Regions from separate parts of the Homo sapiens genome. Here region 2 is linked to region 1. Evidence: chromatin loops called from intact Hi-C (ENCODE). Cell type or tissue: ascending aorta. All regions are shown on one strand.

What was found. Peaks named below come from ENCODE experiments on the same cell type or tissue, not always from the same donor. Only the 100,000 strongest peaks of a DNase experiment are listed, where the experiment ranks them.
Region 2: it touches region 1 in a loop (3-fold over the local background); 8 of 110 quality-filtered maps call a loop at or near these places.

What each region holds. Positions count from the first base shown.
Region 1 is chr22:27,806,459-27,814,458 of GRCh38, reverse strand. No RefSeq gene overlaps it. Among named protein-coding and RNA genes, the nearest start is that of MN1, 8.7 kb to the right of the region's middle. RefSeq lists enhancers at 3,407-3,928, 3,929-4,450. In ascending aorta, no CTCF peak of the experiment used is centred here; DNase peaks (open chromatin) are centred at 1,970, 3,748, 4,281 and 5,111; H3K4me3 peaks cover 698 bases; H3K27ac peaks cover 5,091 bases.
Region 2 is chr22:27,862,195-27,870,194 of GRCh38, reverse strand. The region is part of intron 8 of PITPNB (phosphatidylinositol transfer protein beta); the gene reads left to right. Among named protein-coding and RNA genes, the nearest start is that of PITPNB, 53 kb to the left of the region's middle. In ascending aorta, no CTCF peak of the experiment used is centred here; a DNase peak (open chromatin) is centred at 3,321; H3K4me3 peaks cover 927 bases; H3K27ac peaks cover 7,630 bases.

The DNA.
Region 1 (8,000 bases):
ATCTCGGCTCACTGCAACCTCCGCCTCCTGGGTTCATGCCATTCTCCTGTGTCAGCCTCCCGAGTAGCTGGGACTACAGGTGCCCACCACCACGCCCAGCTAATTTTTTATATTTTTAGTAGAGACAGGGTTTCACCGTGTTAGCCTGGCTGGTCTCGATCTCCTGACCTCGTGATCCACCCGCCTCGGCCTCCCAAAGTGCTGGGATTACAGGTGTGAGCCACTGCACCTGGCCTACTGTTCTTATTAAAGGAAATGGAGGCCCTGAGAGGAGAAGTGACCTGCCCCAGCTCACATAGCTGGGGCTTGAAATCAGGGTGAATCCAAATCTGGGACCGCTGGACTTCATCTGCATCTTGATCATTTCTGGAAAATACTGAGTACTTACTATATGTCAGGCACTGAGCCTGGCACCTTGGGAGCACAAAGAAAAATGAGACACAGCCCCTGCCCCTGGTGAGCTTGTAGTCCAGTTTTGGCAATAAACAGGTAAGCGTGAGGTTAGACTACAAGGAGAAGCTTGCGGTGCATTATAAGTCAGCAGCACGAAGGGGCCTGGGTGCAGAGAGGAGAGGATGTCACCCTGCCCGAGGTCATCAGGCTTCTGAGGCACCGTGACTCCTGAGCACAGTGTTTTTAAGAATTAGTGGGCCTTAGGCTGGGCGCGGTGGCTCACGCCTGTAATCCCAGCACTTTGGGAGGCTGAGGTGGGTGGATCACGAAGTCAGGAGTTCGAGACCAGCGTGGCCAACATGGTGAAACCCTGTCTCTACTAAAGATACAAAAACTTAGCCGGGCATGGTGATGCACACCTGTAATCCCAGCTACTCGGAAAGCTGAGGCAGGAGAATTGTGTGAACCCAGGAGGTGGAGGTTGCAGTGAGCCGAGATAGTGCCATTGCACTCCAGCCTGGGCAACAGGGTGAGGCTCCATCTCAAAAAAAAAAAAAAAAAAGAATTAGTGGGTCTTGGGCTGTGTGTGGTGGCTCACGCTTATAATCCCAGCACTTTGGGAGGCCAAGGCGGGCAGATCACCTGAGGTCAGGAATTTGAGACCAGTGTGGCCAACATGGCAAAACCCCGTCTCTACTAAAAATACAAAAATTAGCTGGATGTGGTGGCAGGTGCCTGTAATCCCAGCTACTTGGGAGGCTGAGGCAGGAGAATCACTTGAGCCCAGGCAGCAGAGGGTGCAGTGAGCCAGGATTGCACCAGTGTCCTCCAGCCTGGACAACAGAGCGAGACTCCGTCTTAAAAAAAAAAAAAAATTAGTGGGTCTTGATTCAAAGAAGTTGGAAATATATTTTTCACAAATGCAGTAATTCACACATAATGAAACAAAAGTTTCACTAGATAATTGTTGTAATATAAGGTGTACTTACTTGTATAGCTTACGTTTTGTTTTTATTGTGGTAAAATATACATAACATAAAATGTATCACTTTACCCATCTTTAAGTGCTCAGTACAGTAGCATTAAGTACCACCACATTGTTGTGTAGCCATTACTGCTATTCATCCACAGAACTTTTTCATCATCCCAAACAGAAACTGCACCCATGAAACACTAACTCCCTATTCCGCGATACCCCGTCCCCTGGTAAACTTTAATTCTACTTTCTGTTTCTATGAGTCTTCTTCTAGTTACTTCACGTTAGTGGAATCACCCACTGTCTTTTTGTGTCTGGATTCTTTCTTTCTTTCTTTCTTTTTTTAGATGGAGTTTCACTCTTGTGGCCCAGGCTGGAGTGCAATGGTGCGATCTCGGCTCACCACAACCTCTGCCTCCTGTGTTCAAGTGATTCTCCTGCCTCAGCCTCCTGAGTAGCTGGGATTACAGGTACGCACCACCACGCCCAGCTAATTTTGTATTTTTAGTAGAGATGGGGTTTCTCCATGTTGGTCACGCTGGTCTCGAAGTCCCAACCTTAGGTGATCCACCCACCTCAGCCTCCCAAAGTGCTAGGATTACAGGCATGAGCCACCGTGCCTGGCCTGGATTATTTCATTTGGCATAATGTCTTCAATGTTCATCCATGTTGTAGCATGAGTCAGAATTTCATTTCTTTCTTTTTTTCTTTTTTCTTTTTTTTGAGACAGGGTATTGCTCTGTTACCCAGGCTGGAGTTCAGTGATATGATCATAGCTACTGCAGCCTCAACTCCCTGGGCTTGAGACATCCTCCCACCTCAGCCTCCTGAGTAGCTGGGACCACAGGCATGTGCTACCATGTCTGGCTATATTTTTAATTCTTTTGTAGAGACAGGGTCTCCCTATGTTGCCCAGGCTGGTCTCAAATATCTGGGCTTAAGCGATCCTCCTGCCTCAGCCTCCCAAAGTGCTGGGATTACAAGACTGTGCCTGTCTAGAATTTCATTTCTTTTTGTGGCTGATGAGTATTCCATTGTATGTGTATACCACACTCCCTAAATGGCTTTTTAATCTATAAATTGGTCACAATCTGCAGTTTGAAAAGTACCAAGTAGGGCCTTGCAGGATGAATAGGAGTTCATAAGACTGGACTGCAAGGGCCCTTCACTCCTTCATTCGGAAAATGAATGAAATGCAAACAGAAGTGGCCAAAACCAGGAAGAACCCCTGCTGGTTGGGTGCTCCTGATGGAGTGGGGTGGACTGAGATTCATTAAGGATCCCAGAAGATAACACTGCTGGATGTTGCGCTACCCAGACCTTGGGGGTAAGAGAGCATTCCAGTGCCGGGATTATCTGGTAGGAGTTGCCGGGGGCGGCGGGGGGCATTTCCCTGAGGATGTGGCGGCTGAGCTGAGGTGTGGCTGTGCCTTCACTGAGCAAAAAGCCCTCCAGCCATGGGCACAACCCCTGCCAGGGCCTGTGATGGGAGAAGGTGAGAAGGGCACAGTAGGGGCCAGTGCAGCTCTGGTGGAGGGACTGGGCCAGGCATGGCAAGGTCACCCGGGCTGGGCATGCAGGGCCTTGCACACTGCAGTGAGGAATTTGATCTTTATTCTCAAAAGATAGATCCACTGAATGTTCTAAGGATATGAGTGAAGGGCTGTCTGTGACCTGACTTTATCAGGTTTAGAGCCCAGCTGCTGCCCAGGTCTGGAGAGCGGTGGCCAGGGCCAGGAAGGGAGGGATAAAATGGGCAGAGATTTCAACAGACCTGGGAGTGGGCTGAATCAGTGTGGGCACTTTGTGCATGTGTGTGTGCATGTGGACACAGGTGTGCATGAGTGCATGTACGTGTGTGTGCACACCCAGCAAGCATTCAAGTTAGGGGAGCGTCCCCAGGCCTCCCTCTCTCCACCTGAGCCAAGAAGGTGCAGCAGACACACTGATGACCAGGGTGACTCCATGCCTGGTGATACTCCCCTCCTCCAGGCCTGACCTCTGGAACATCACTGGGTCCCGGTGCCTCCTGCTCCCGCTCTCTCCCAGCTCCCTGTGATTTAAGAGGCATTTTCCTTTTGGGTGATATAGATTCCAAAACGCTGCATCCATCTCCTGGGCTTGGTGAGGCCGGCCTGTCTGAGTTATAGCAGATTGCTTTCTGCTCAGGGAAGGGGGGCGGAGGGCACTGGTTTGCTCTTAACGCTCTCTGGGCTCGGAACATTTGAGCAAACATTCCTGGCCGCTTTGGAAGTTTGGAAACCCAGATGAGCTCATCGGAGCCAGAGGTGGGGGCAGCTGGCGCCTGCAGCCTGCCTGGAGCTCACCAGGTGGCCGGGTGGCAAATGTCGGAGGCTGGCGGCTAAGCCTCAGCTGGGGTGGAGGTGGCCAAGAGAGGGTGGGGCCTGCACAGCTGGGGCCTGGCCCAGAGAACCCGGGGTGAGTCCTCTCTCTACTCAGCGCTCCTTTTCCTTGCTGGCAGGGCCTTGGCGTGACAAGGCCTCCGGACCGGACCGGAGCCAGGAGTCTCAGGACCATGCAGCCAGGGTCTGAGGGGAGACCAAAGAGAGCAGGCACCTCATCAATTCAGGGCTGCCCCGCAGGGAGCCACCCGCCCTGCAGGGGCCTGGCTCCATGTAGTAGCTGCCGTTTATTGAGTGTTAACTACGTGCTAAATGCTCTGTGCTTGTTCACCCCCCTGACAACTCCAGAGAAGATTATCCTCCTCATTTGACAAATGGGGAAACTGAGGCTCAAGGAGGTAAAGGGACTATGTGCAGTCGAGCCTGAGGCCGACCCTGTTCACCTCCAGACTGCACTGCCTTCCTGCTATGCACACAACAACAATTAAAGGAAGAGCTGGTAACACTGTCACAGGGCGAATGGTGATGATTTGTGAACGTTTCCAAGAATCTGATCAAATAAGCACATTACTCACTGCCTCTGGGCTCTGTTTCCTAGTTGGGTGGGAAGGGCCATTCAAAGCCCATCAGCCCCATTGTCGTCCACTTTACAATCCCTTAGACAGTGTGACTGATGGTGGGGGTGGGAGGTGGGGTGTCTGAGGGTTCCCTGGGGGTTCCGTTCGTTTCCTTCCTGAGCCCTTTGGGCAATAAGTGTGGGATCTTCTTTTGGAGGAACTCTCCCCAAGCTCCTTCTCAAAGTGGTGTCCTGCCTCTAGGTTCCCGTCCATAAAATGGGCACACATCTATTCCTGCAGTACAATTGGTGCGAGAATTAGAAATAACCTATGGAAAGGAGTCCATCTTATGGTGAGTGCTCAGAGATGGGAGGCTGCTTTCCTCCTATCCTGGATCTCTGGAGGATGTCAGCAAGGCACCCCCCATTTCTTACACTGGAGCACACTTCCAGGGAGCCTTAGAGAGGAGGTGCCTCTACTCGCCTCCCAGGGATGGCGTGTGACTGCTGTGCTTAACCTACACCATTTCATTCCGTCTTCACGTATGTCCTTTGCTGTAGGTACTGCTGGAAACTGATTTTACAGATGAGGAAACTGAGGCACAGAGAAGGGAATGATGCACTCAAGGTCACAGATCTCAGATCTGTGTGATGCTCTAAACCACCCCAGCACACCCCTCTGTAAGGAAAGTGAAGAGGAATGGGGCGCTGTAGAGCAAACAGGGACGCACCTGCCACATGCCGGCTGCCGTCGCTGCTGACACATGGAGGAGCTTGGCTGCAGACTCCAGCTGCACACAGGGCTCCTTCCTGGAAGATAAGCTCAGCCTGGGTCTTGGCATTGGGGGTGGTTCCTTCCAGCACTTGCTCTTTACCTCAGTGGAGACAGGGCATGCAGCCATGGGTGTCTGAGAGGGTGGGGGACAGGAGATGCAGGTGACAATCGACAGTGTGATTTGAAAGGTGTCGGCTAATGACTGGTCCATCCAAAGTTTTCCCATCATAGATGCTTATTTTGTTCTGTTTATGAGGCTGGCTTTCCAGCGAGGTTCTCGGTGGTAATGAGCCCACATTGCTGATGGCCGCAGGGAGGGAAAATGAAGAGGTGGGGAGGGAGGGGCTTGTGAGCATGCTAAATAGGTTTGTTGAATAACCTGCTGAACTTTTGCATTTTCTGACTAATTGTGTGGTATGTGACGCTTTATGAGTGATGGCTGTTTTTTTTATTCCTCCTTTTTTTGCTGAATAGGGACTTTTTCAAGGGGAGGCTAACTGGGCCCTGGAGTCGCTGGGGCCTCCGTTCCAGCCTGTGGGGCTGGTTTGAGTTATTTTGGGAGCAGGGCCTGGGTTCAGCATACTTCACTTAGAGAATGGAAAATAGAAGCTCATAGCTGGATGCCGTCTGGGGAAGAGAAACCCACGTAGATGGAGACATTGGCAGGATGGCTCTAGGACCCTACGGATCCGAGTATGAAACCAGGCCCTGCCATGCAGTCGCGATGTGGCTTTGAACACGTCGTTCTTGTACCAATCAGAGCCTCCATTCCAGAGGATAATGGAGATGCTTACTTCCTAGGGTTGCTTTCTGGATTCAGTGAGGTCTAAGAGAGTTTCTGTGTTCAGAAAAGGGGAGGTTTGTAGCATCGTTCCAATTCATGCTTTCAAGCAAGGGTCTCATTTCTGATCCTCCATGTCACAAGCTAAGCGTGTTGCTGTGCGGTTGAGATACTGGCTCTGGCTCTGAGCTAGACTCATGAAAATGGAGCATTCCCCGGGAAGGTTGGGTTGTCCAGGAGATCTGGAGACTAGCGGCAAGCTATGGAGCCTCAGCCCCATGTGTCTGGTACCTGGGAAGTTGAAATGCCCTATAGTGGCCACAGCTCTTCTCCTGCACAGGTAGCCCTGCCAGGCCAAGTGCGCTGGGGATACTTCTTGTTCCAGGTATCTTTTGAGGGGAAATTCAGTAGTTCCCTACACTGAAACCTTGTGATCAGACCCCAGAGACCTCAGGGGAGCAGCGAAGTAAAACAATAGAGAAAGCAGGGACCCCTCTTTAGGGCTGGGACTCTCCAGGGGCTTAGACCCAGGGCCAGGCATCAGAACTGTGGGCAAGGCGTCCTCTTTCCAGATGGTAGCCCTGGGTTTGAGAAAGGGAGAATCTTTGTGACTGATACGTGGGCTAATGGTGAAGTTAGGCTAGGCCTGGTTTGAGTTCTGGCTCTGACTCTTACTTGCCGTGTGACCTAGGGCAAGCTCCTTCACCTCTCTGTGCCTCAGTTTTCACTTTTATAAAATGGAAAAAGAATAGAACCTACCTCACAGGGTAGCTATGTAATATACTAACACTATAAAATATACTGTACATATATAATTTATATAAGTTATATAGTGGGGACTGGGTGCTTTCTCACACTTTTGCCTCCCTCACACGCTTGGAGACAGGTCGGGGGTGGTGATACTGGGCTTTGAACCTAGGAGATCTGGCTCTCATTTAGAAATGCCCCTAAACCTACCCCAACTGAGAAATGGGCAGGAGGTCCTGCTCCGCAGAGAGCAGCATCTATAATCACCGAACCAAGAGGGGACTCTTGTCTGTGCACGGGCCTGAGATGGAAGAGGCAGCAGGCACGGTCCTGCTCTGTGCTGGCTGCTTGGGTACAGACCTGAGACTTCCCCTATCCCAAGCCCTGTTTCCAAGGAAACTAGGTAAAGATGGCTCCTGGGGCCACAGTGAAGGCAAAGAAAGGGAGACCCTCAGGTCTCCAGGGATATTTAAAACTCACCTTGGACAATGTCTCTTGGTCTTGCTTTAAACCTTTCCATAGCTCCCCAGAACAATGTCCAAACTTTCCCACCCGGCCTTGAGGTCCTCCTGATCCTGCCCCTTCCTCATACTGCTCTAAACTCACTTCTGCTTGAGCCTTCCTGCACCCCGTCTAACATGATTACTCCTCTTGGAAAGTCCTGTGACCCTATTTGGTTGTCAAACTCCTATTCTACTTTCAAAACCCAACATTGGGAATCCTTCTCTATTATCCCTCCTTCCCGGCAGTTATTTTGTCCCTTACAGGTGTGTAATGTAGTCCTTTCACATCAAATAGTAGGTTTCCTTTGATCTGGCTTGAAGGCTGGGACTGTGTCTGCTACATTTTTTCTTGAGTTCCTAGACCAGGCCCTGGCATATTATAAGCATTTGGTATGTACATAATGAACAGATCGAGGAGAGACCCCAAAAGACAGACATTGTGTGTAGCAAGATAGACGAGGTGCTGTTGCTTGGCAAACAGCAGACTATAGCTCCATGAGGGTCTCATATCTTCTGACTCTAGTCATCTGCCCTCTCCTCTGTCCTGGTCATAGCTGGGGCTTCCTGGGATTGTGGTTCTGTTCTGCATCTCCCCGCATCCAAACACAGAAGAAATAATCATGGTCATAAGAGGGGCTGCCATTTAAAGAATGTCTGTCCTGTGCCGTGCTCTGTTCCACTCTGAAAGCATTGTCTCCAGTCCCTATGCTGTATATCAACTGGCCTTCATGTCTCTTTCCAACAGGGGAAACTGAGGTTCAGAGAAAAAAGTATTTTGCTTAAGGTCACGCAGCTCATAAGTGGTGAAGACAAGACTTGAATCTGAATCTGTAATGCCCAAATCCTTGACCTTTCCACCACTGGCCCACTGGAGAGGCCTGTTCTGCTGACCCCAGGTGTCCGGAG
Region 2 (8,000 bases), 56 kb before region 1:
AGAGAAACACATGTAATAGTTGTAGGAGAAACAGCAGAATGTCTGCCATTTCTGGAACACCTGATTCGGTGGTAGTTACAGCAGTGTGTAAGGTATGGAGATGTAGCAGATTTTAACTCTTAATCCAGTGACTCCTAGATCACCGTTCTGTACCTTTTATGCCCTGTTGCATCATTGGCAATTGTGTGATGCCCTATTCATGGTATTTGCCAGAATTTGATAATTTCTGTTACACTAGTGGTACGTTTTCAATGGTCAGGGAATCTGTAAGTGTCGGAGGCACTAAGGGAGATCCATTAAAAAGCCACTGGGAATCTACACAAGTTATAACTTAACCCTCACTCTGAGCCTTGATTTCCACATCTCCAAAATGGAAATGATTTTAGTAACTACCTCAGAAGGTAGTTGTAAAGACTGAGTGAAATAATGTTAAGTTCCCAGCACAGAAGAAGTGCACAATCAATGTTAACCGTTATTGTTATAATGCTTTTGTCTTTCGTCTCTTGGGGTTGCTGAGATCTATAAATGTGCCCCTGTATTTATGATGCGTAATTCTTATCTGTCTAGTATTCAGAGTTCCCCTCATTCTAGAATGTGTTCCCCTCATTCTGGTATCTAGGGATTGTTAAACACATCCGGGTTCACGTGTCTTTACCCCTCGTGGTTATATATGTTTAATGAGTGATTTTATTTGGTCATGCATAAAGCAGAGAGCCACACAGTTTAGAGAGGATTCACTAGCAGGGGATGATGAGGTTGCTAAGGAATATATTTTCATATTTTCCACATTTGTTAAGAGTACAGACAATTTTTTTAGCCTATGATGTGATACATATCTTTTATTTTTAAAAAACTACAAACCCAGAGATGCAGGCCTCAGTTGTATATTTATTTTCCCTCTGAAGAAAGAATTTTTAAAATCTGAGTGCAGAAATTATATTTTTGTTACTTAGGGTTCGGCACTTGATGAAGTGACTGTGTGCATAGTAATAGGAAAGCGATTTATAACCTGATTAAGATTTTTGCTTCAAGGCAGAATTGTGCATTTCTGATGGATGTTAATGTCTTGTTTCTCTATAGCACTGTGTGCACGTGTGTTTGTGTGTGTGTGTGTGTGTACCTGTTTCCATTTGTTTTTAGCTTTTCAGTTTCCCTTCCTGATTTGGGTGAGGAATTGTTATTTTAACAGATTGAAACACTACCTTTGACGATTATGGTTTCATTTTTATCCCATGGCAAGGCCTCATTTCTTCCTTCATTTAAGCCAGACACCTCTTGAAGATTTAAGCTTCTGTGTCTACAAATACATGATAGTTAATAATTAGGCCTCTAAAGGTCTTTGTAAGAGGCTTTGTCAAAGCGTCTCTTCCTTATAGGGCTTGATGTGTCTCGGAAGTCTCAGCCAGAGCTCTGAACTTTGGAATATATAAGGGGATCAGGTCAAATAAATAAGTTGATCCAGAAATTATGGTGGTTTTTAAATTATCTTTATGTACATGTTCTTTCTCATCATAAAGGCATGCCCCATTTGTCTTCTGTGTTAACTCTAGCCTGAGCAAATGCTCCAGCAGTCCGAGCTTGGCCTTTCAGTTTTTCATACTGTTTAGCTGCTCAGTCAGCTTTAGACTCATTCTAGAACAGCCGTAGAGGCCATTCTGGATCCTTCATGCCAGTGGAGGGAAACCATATTTCTGCATTATAGAGATGTTAATTTGTTTACTGCCATGCTACCAAGATTTCTTTCTTTGTCTACCCCATGTCTGTGAAAAGATGTTGGTACCCTTGGTGTCAGTGACCTAAGATAATGAAACTGCAAAATTTTTTTGGCCAGGGATAGGAGGAGTAGAAGTGAGTGATGAGGGAGAAGTTGAAATTCAGGTGTGGAAATCTCTTTTGAGATAGAGAGTGGCAGGAAAGCCACCCAGAGACTCAAGTGGCTTATGAGCAGTGTTTTTTACTTGTTAGCCGCCCTAGTAGAAACACTGGGAGGTGCTCTCTTGTTTCTTAGCCTCGACTTGTCTGTGAGGTCCAGGGAGGATACGAAGCATTTGAAAACATGTTCCCTCCCTGTAATCTCACATTTGAAACCCCATAGTGGGTGGCATAAAGAGGCTTAGTAATTAGTTTCTGGTTAGACCACATTTTGGATTATGTATAATAAAGCAGACCTTCAAGCATGGCTGATTTTTTTTTAATATCTAGTTTGATGACTACATTTTTTATTTGATTTTTAAAATAAATATATAGCACATAGTATGTACTAATTATATTAACTCCTACAGAAGATACCAAAAAAAAGCTGTTCCATGTCTTTAAGAAGCTAAGTGCCCAAAGAGTGAAACTGATTAATTCTAACCTTATCTTGGCTATGGAATGTCTCTGTTCTCAGACAGAGTTGAAGGATTCAGGCACAGACGAATGAATGTCTTATTCAGGTTCAAGAAGTAATTTGGCAGTGTGAGCTTCTTGCAGATTCTTCCAGACACTTCCAGAAACAAAGTTTTCTTCATGAGTTTCATTTGAAGGTGAACTTGGGGTTTTACTTGAAAATAGTGTCACTCCTGGAGTAATCACCCACAAGCATGAAGCATTTAACATAGTCCTCTTTAGTAAAATGGGTGTGAGCCATACAAAAAATTAAGTTTGGAGGAACATGGAAAATGTGACTGATTATCCTCTCACAGGCAGTAAGCTTTCCTGTCTGGATCTTATTTCGCCTTTTTGTGAAATTAGATTAACCTACAATTAGTTCAGTCTTTTTAAACTCACATTTAATCTCATGTTTACTTCTTCCATTTAATATTTTCCATTTACCCCACCAGATGGGACTTCCCCACCTTTGAATGCCACTAGAGTCTTGCCGATGACCTTCTCATGGCTCCCAGTGTGTCTTGGGTCAGGGTGGTGGTTTATGTATTCCCCCTGTCTTCCTTCCCCCCACCTCCTCCATCTCCTGTTGTTCACACTGAATTTTAAACGGTAGGCTTTGTGTCTGACTTACCTTGATATGGGTCAGTGCCAAGCAGGGAGGTTTGCTCATAGTAGGGGCTTGTAAGTATTTGCTAGATTCAAGTTAACTACCTTAAACCAAATAAAAATCAAATATTGGACTTCCCATGTATTTACAGAAATATAATGTCCAATTTAGGTCTGTCCAAATGGCTACTAAAATAAATGGTTACCTAAATAAAGTTTAGGTTACCTAAATAGAGAGAATAGCTGAGTTGGGGAATGGGGTTCTGCTTGAAATTTCAGTACATAGACGTCACATATATTTCGTAATCTTGTGTTGATATTTACTGATGCACACACACTGGCAGCACTCCCAGCAGTGCATTTATTTTTAACTTTCTTGGTGAAATCTGGGTTGGAAACTTAACATCACAGAATCAGCAGCTGAAATTAAGCATTCACATTGCCTAAAATTGAAAAATGAAAATATGAAGACAGTTATGAGCCTTACAGAAACTGCTGTGTCTTTGCAAAGCGTTAACTCTGGTTCAGTGTAGCACATACCTATTCCATCTTCATCCCAACACAGTTTTAAATAGGAAAAAGTATGTGTAAACTTGACAAGTCTCATGAAACTGAAGGGACTGTATTTTTAGAAAATACATTTCCAGAATGCCTTTGGATTCTTTTTAAAAAATGTTAAATCTCTTTTACGTTTGTTTATATTTGTTTGTCACAGATTCGAGAAACTAGTTCTTGTGGATAACATGTACTGATTGCTCACTCCTCCAGTTAAACACACTGTGTTTTGTTTAGTTACATTGTGTGCCTCTAGTATACATTACTCCCCCTAAGACCTCATCCACATACCTTAGAGTAACCTAATATGTGTTGTTAAATTAAAAACATGACTCAGGCTTGGGAGTTTCATTTACAGTTAGAAACATGAAATGTAAGGAATTCAGTGAATATACAAACTATTTAAATACAATTTTGGAAACATTTCACAACTAGTGCTTACTGTATTACAGATGAAATTTAAATTACGTAGCAATGAGTCATAATTTGAGGTTCTTGTTAGCCCATGACGTTCATCTTGTAGAACTTTTGATTGTTCTCTTTGTAATCAACCATTCTTTACCTTTTTAAGTTGTCCTTTTAAATTTTCATGCTTTATGTAAAACTCAATTTATTAGCAAAATCATTTTATTTACTCGCAGATTAGCAAAGAGTTAACTGTTTTGCCTTAGAGGAGGAAAATGTTAGGTTTGGGCTGGATTGGAGTTATGTGTCAAAGATCTTAATTCAGATTTTGGTTTTATTTGCTTTGGGGTTGTTTTTTAGCCAATGAAGAAGAAAGAATCAGAAAACATTTTTTTAAAACTTTTATTTTAGGTTTGGGGGTACATGTGAAGGTTTGTTATGTAGGTAAACACATGTCACGGGGATTTGTTGTACATAGTATTTCTCACCGCCCGCCCCTCCCCTGCCCATACCCAATAGTTATCTTTTTTGTTCCTCTCCTTCCTTTCACCCTCCGCGCAACATTTGTATTTTTTTAAAGCCAGAGAGGAAGCTTTGCCTTGCCACAGGCTGTGAACCTCTTGAGAGCTAGGCAGAGACGCTGGAACTTCTTTGGGTCCTGTGGATTCTAGAACATTGCTCTGAGAGTGGGGTCCCAAATATTTGCCCCATTGAGATTTTTCACATTTTAAAGGTTACACATTTCTTCACTAGCATGTTGCTGATAACCTAGAAGAGTTGATCATTTTATTTTGCATGTATACCTTGTGATTGCTTTCAAGAAAAATTAAATATGGGATGGACTAAAGTTACGTATTAAAGATCTTAATTCAGCTTTTAACTTGATTTTGTTTAGCTTTGTTTAGATTTAATTTATTAAACATCAGAAAAAAGAAGCCAAAAGCCAGATTGTTTATAGTGAAAGAAGAATGAAGACTTGAAATAGTACCCAGATAATTTAGGGTAAAGTTGGTCTTTGTCCGAAAATACTCTGCTGAGGGCAAAAAAACTTCTTTAGAGTCAATTTGTTTTTCAGTGTATTAGGTTTTTTTAAATTTTTAAATGATAACTTTGAAAATAATTGTACACAAAAGAAAAAAATTAGTTGTAGTCTCATTTAATTACTATTATTTGGTATATTTTCTGATTCCTGTAGTTTATTTTGTTAGGAATGTTTGTACCATACATAGATACCTATTTATATTAATTCTCCTTTTTTTCTCCCACATTGTTAACTGTTATTTGAATTTTTTTCTTTTTTTTTCTTTTTTTTGAGAGTTTTTTTTTGAGTTTTGCTGTTGTTGCCCAGGCTGGAGTGCAATGGCACGAACTCAGCTCACTGCAACCTCTGCCTCCTGGGTGCAAACAATTCTCATGCCTCAGCCTTCCAAGTAACTGGGATTATAGGCACCCGCCACCATGACCAGCTAATTTTTGTATCTTTAGTAGAGACGGGGTTTCACCATGTTGGCCAGGCTGATTTAGAACTCCTGACATCAGGTGATCCACCTGCCTCGGCCTCCCAAAGTACTGGGTTTACAGGTGTGAACCACTGTACCGCTGGAAAAAAATGTTTTTTAATGGCTGTATGCATAATAGCCCATCGTATGGAAGGCCTATGAAGTATTTCACCTGTCTCCTGTAGTGGGTATTTCAGTTAATAATTAATAAGTCCAGATTTTTGCTGTTAACAGATAAATCTGTGGTATCATTTCTTTACTTGATTAATAGGATATGTTTCTAAAAGTGGAATTACCAGGTTACAGGGTACAGGGTAGGATATGAACAGCTTTTAAGACTTTTTATTACCTAGTGTCAGATTTCACTCCAGAGAGAAGATACCAAAAGGATTCTTTTAGGTTAATGTACGACATTCAGACATTTTCACTATTTTCTGTGCCATCATAAGTATGGAGACTTTCAAAGCCATATTCTTAACTTAATCAGTACTTTAAATAACTGTAGCTCACATTTAACAGATGACTCCCACAAATCATTTTGAGAATTGTATGAGAACTTTTAGATATCATGTATACATTAATAATAATAATGATTGAAAAAAATGTATATAGCTTGTGTGTTCTCAACTTTCTTCTGGTAATGTTTATGTTTTTAGGCAGCAGGCTGTTTAGTTGTTTGTTTTTTAGTTGGGTACGTGTTCTTCTCTGAAGGGTTTTTAAAAAAATAATTACTTGTAAATTGGATGGAAAACAAAAATCAGATTGGGACTGAATATACATTTTAGATCTGGAAAGATATCTTAGGGAACTGGTTCCTTTTTGTCCCGTGGCTTATAGTTTCTAAAATGAATTTTATAGAACAATGCCACTTTATGAATTACCAGTATTAATTGATTTGAGTTGCTTGCCAGAGTCACTAGAAAGAATGTGAGAAATAAACTTGGTTGATTGTTGAAGTCACGTATGTGTACTCTGTTCTTGGAGCTCAAGTTTAGTGTAGGCATATTTGTATTACATTTAGCTTACTCCTTTAATTAGAACCATGCTTCATCCCACTGTTTTTATAAAATTGCTGGAGAATTCTGAAGCATCAGTGTTCTAGGTACACCCAAGATTTTCATTTAGTAGAAAGTGTCCAATGATTTGAAGTTGTAAAAGAAAGCTTTCAGGAGCTCATAATTAATAGGACCTTCTAATGTTCAATCTGGAAAGTATCTTAGAGTTCATCAGCAGTTTGGTGGGGTACTCAGTCATAGAGGAAATTCACTATGGGTGGGTGACAGGCAGGGGAATATTTCCTGAAGCCCAGGCATATTACAGAATAAAACACAAAATTGTAGGAAGTTTTAGGACAAGTCATTGGATGTCAAGGATATGTAATGTTTACCACCTACAGCCCTAGACCAATCCTGGCCCTCAAGGACCTTAGTTCGCTCACCCCTGCTTTTAGTTTTTCCTCAGTGGAGAATGAAAAGTCCTGATAGAGTCTAGTTTTCCTGTTACAGAGGGAGAAATGAGGCCCAGAGAGAGGTTAAGGATCCTGACCTTTGTTAAACAGGAAGTTTAACAAAGTAGCACTCCTAGTCTAGTGCTACTGTTTGGCAGCTATATCTCACAATTAAGTGCCATATTCTACATATACCCAAGTTGTATTGCATATGAGGATTTTCAGTGACATTCATTGGATTAGGAAGTACTTCAGCATTGGCTCATTGTTTATTGATCAAATGATCTGTGAAAGACCAACTTTGTTGTCATTTCAATAAAGCTGGGCACTTAGAAGCTAGCTGTGTCTTATGGAAGGCTTGTTGACTGCTTCTGCATCCAGGAGCCCAGCTTAAGTGCCAGGGGCCTGCAGAGCAAGGGGAGTAGTATGTAAATATTTGATTTTAGCCCAAGCCAGCATCCACAACAGGAGGATGTTTCCGGGGTGAGAATATTGACACCAAGGGCAGCATTATTTACATAATTATCCTCTTCTCTATTAGCTACATTTATGTCCCCTGACAGCACCTAGCACAGAGTAAAGGGTAAATGGTACCCACTTCATACCTGCTGAATTATATTACTAAAATATGGGTTTGTATGTGTGTATACATATACACATACACATACATCCTGAATTTTCACATTGGTACTCTGTTTTAAGGGGGAAACGTCATGGAAAAATAGAGCTAAGCTAGCCAAGATATTTTGTTAACAGAGCTCACCTGCAAGAGAACAGTTTACTATAATATTTTTATTTAACTGCTTACTGGTGTTACCTCGTTGATGTAGCCCATGTATCAGGTTATTCTTCAGAAGATGAAATGTTACTACAGAACAAATATCTTGAGAAAAGTTGATCAATCATGTAGGACTCTATAGAACATTCAGTCGCATTAATAATACCAAGATAATAATTTTTCATATAGTATATCCCTAGAATTAACTTAAAACTGGGCCATGGTAGATAATGGGGAAAAATGTAGTCTGGTGCTTCAGTCATATAAAGGAAAAATAATCTTGAGGTTTAGAATAAGACTTAGAAATTAATCATTTTTTGAATGTATGTGGCCGATTTGA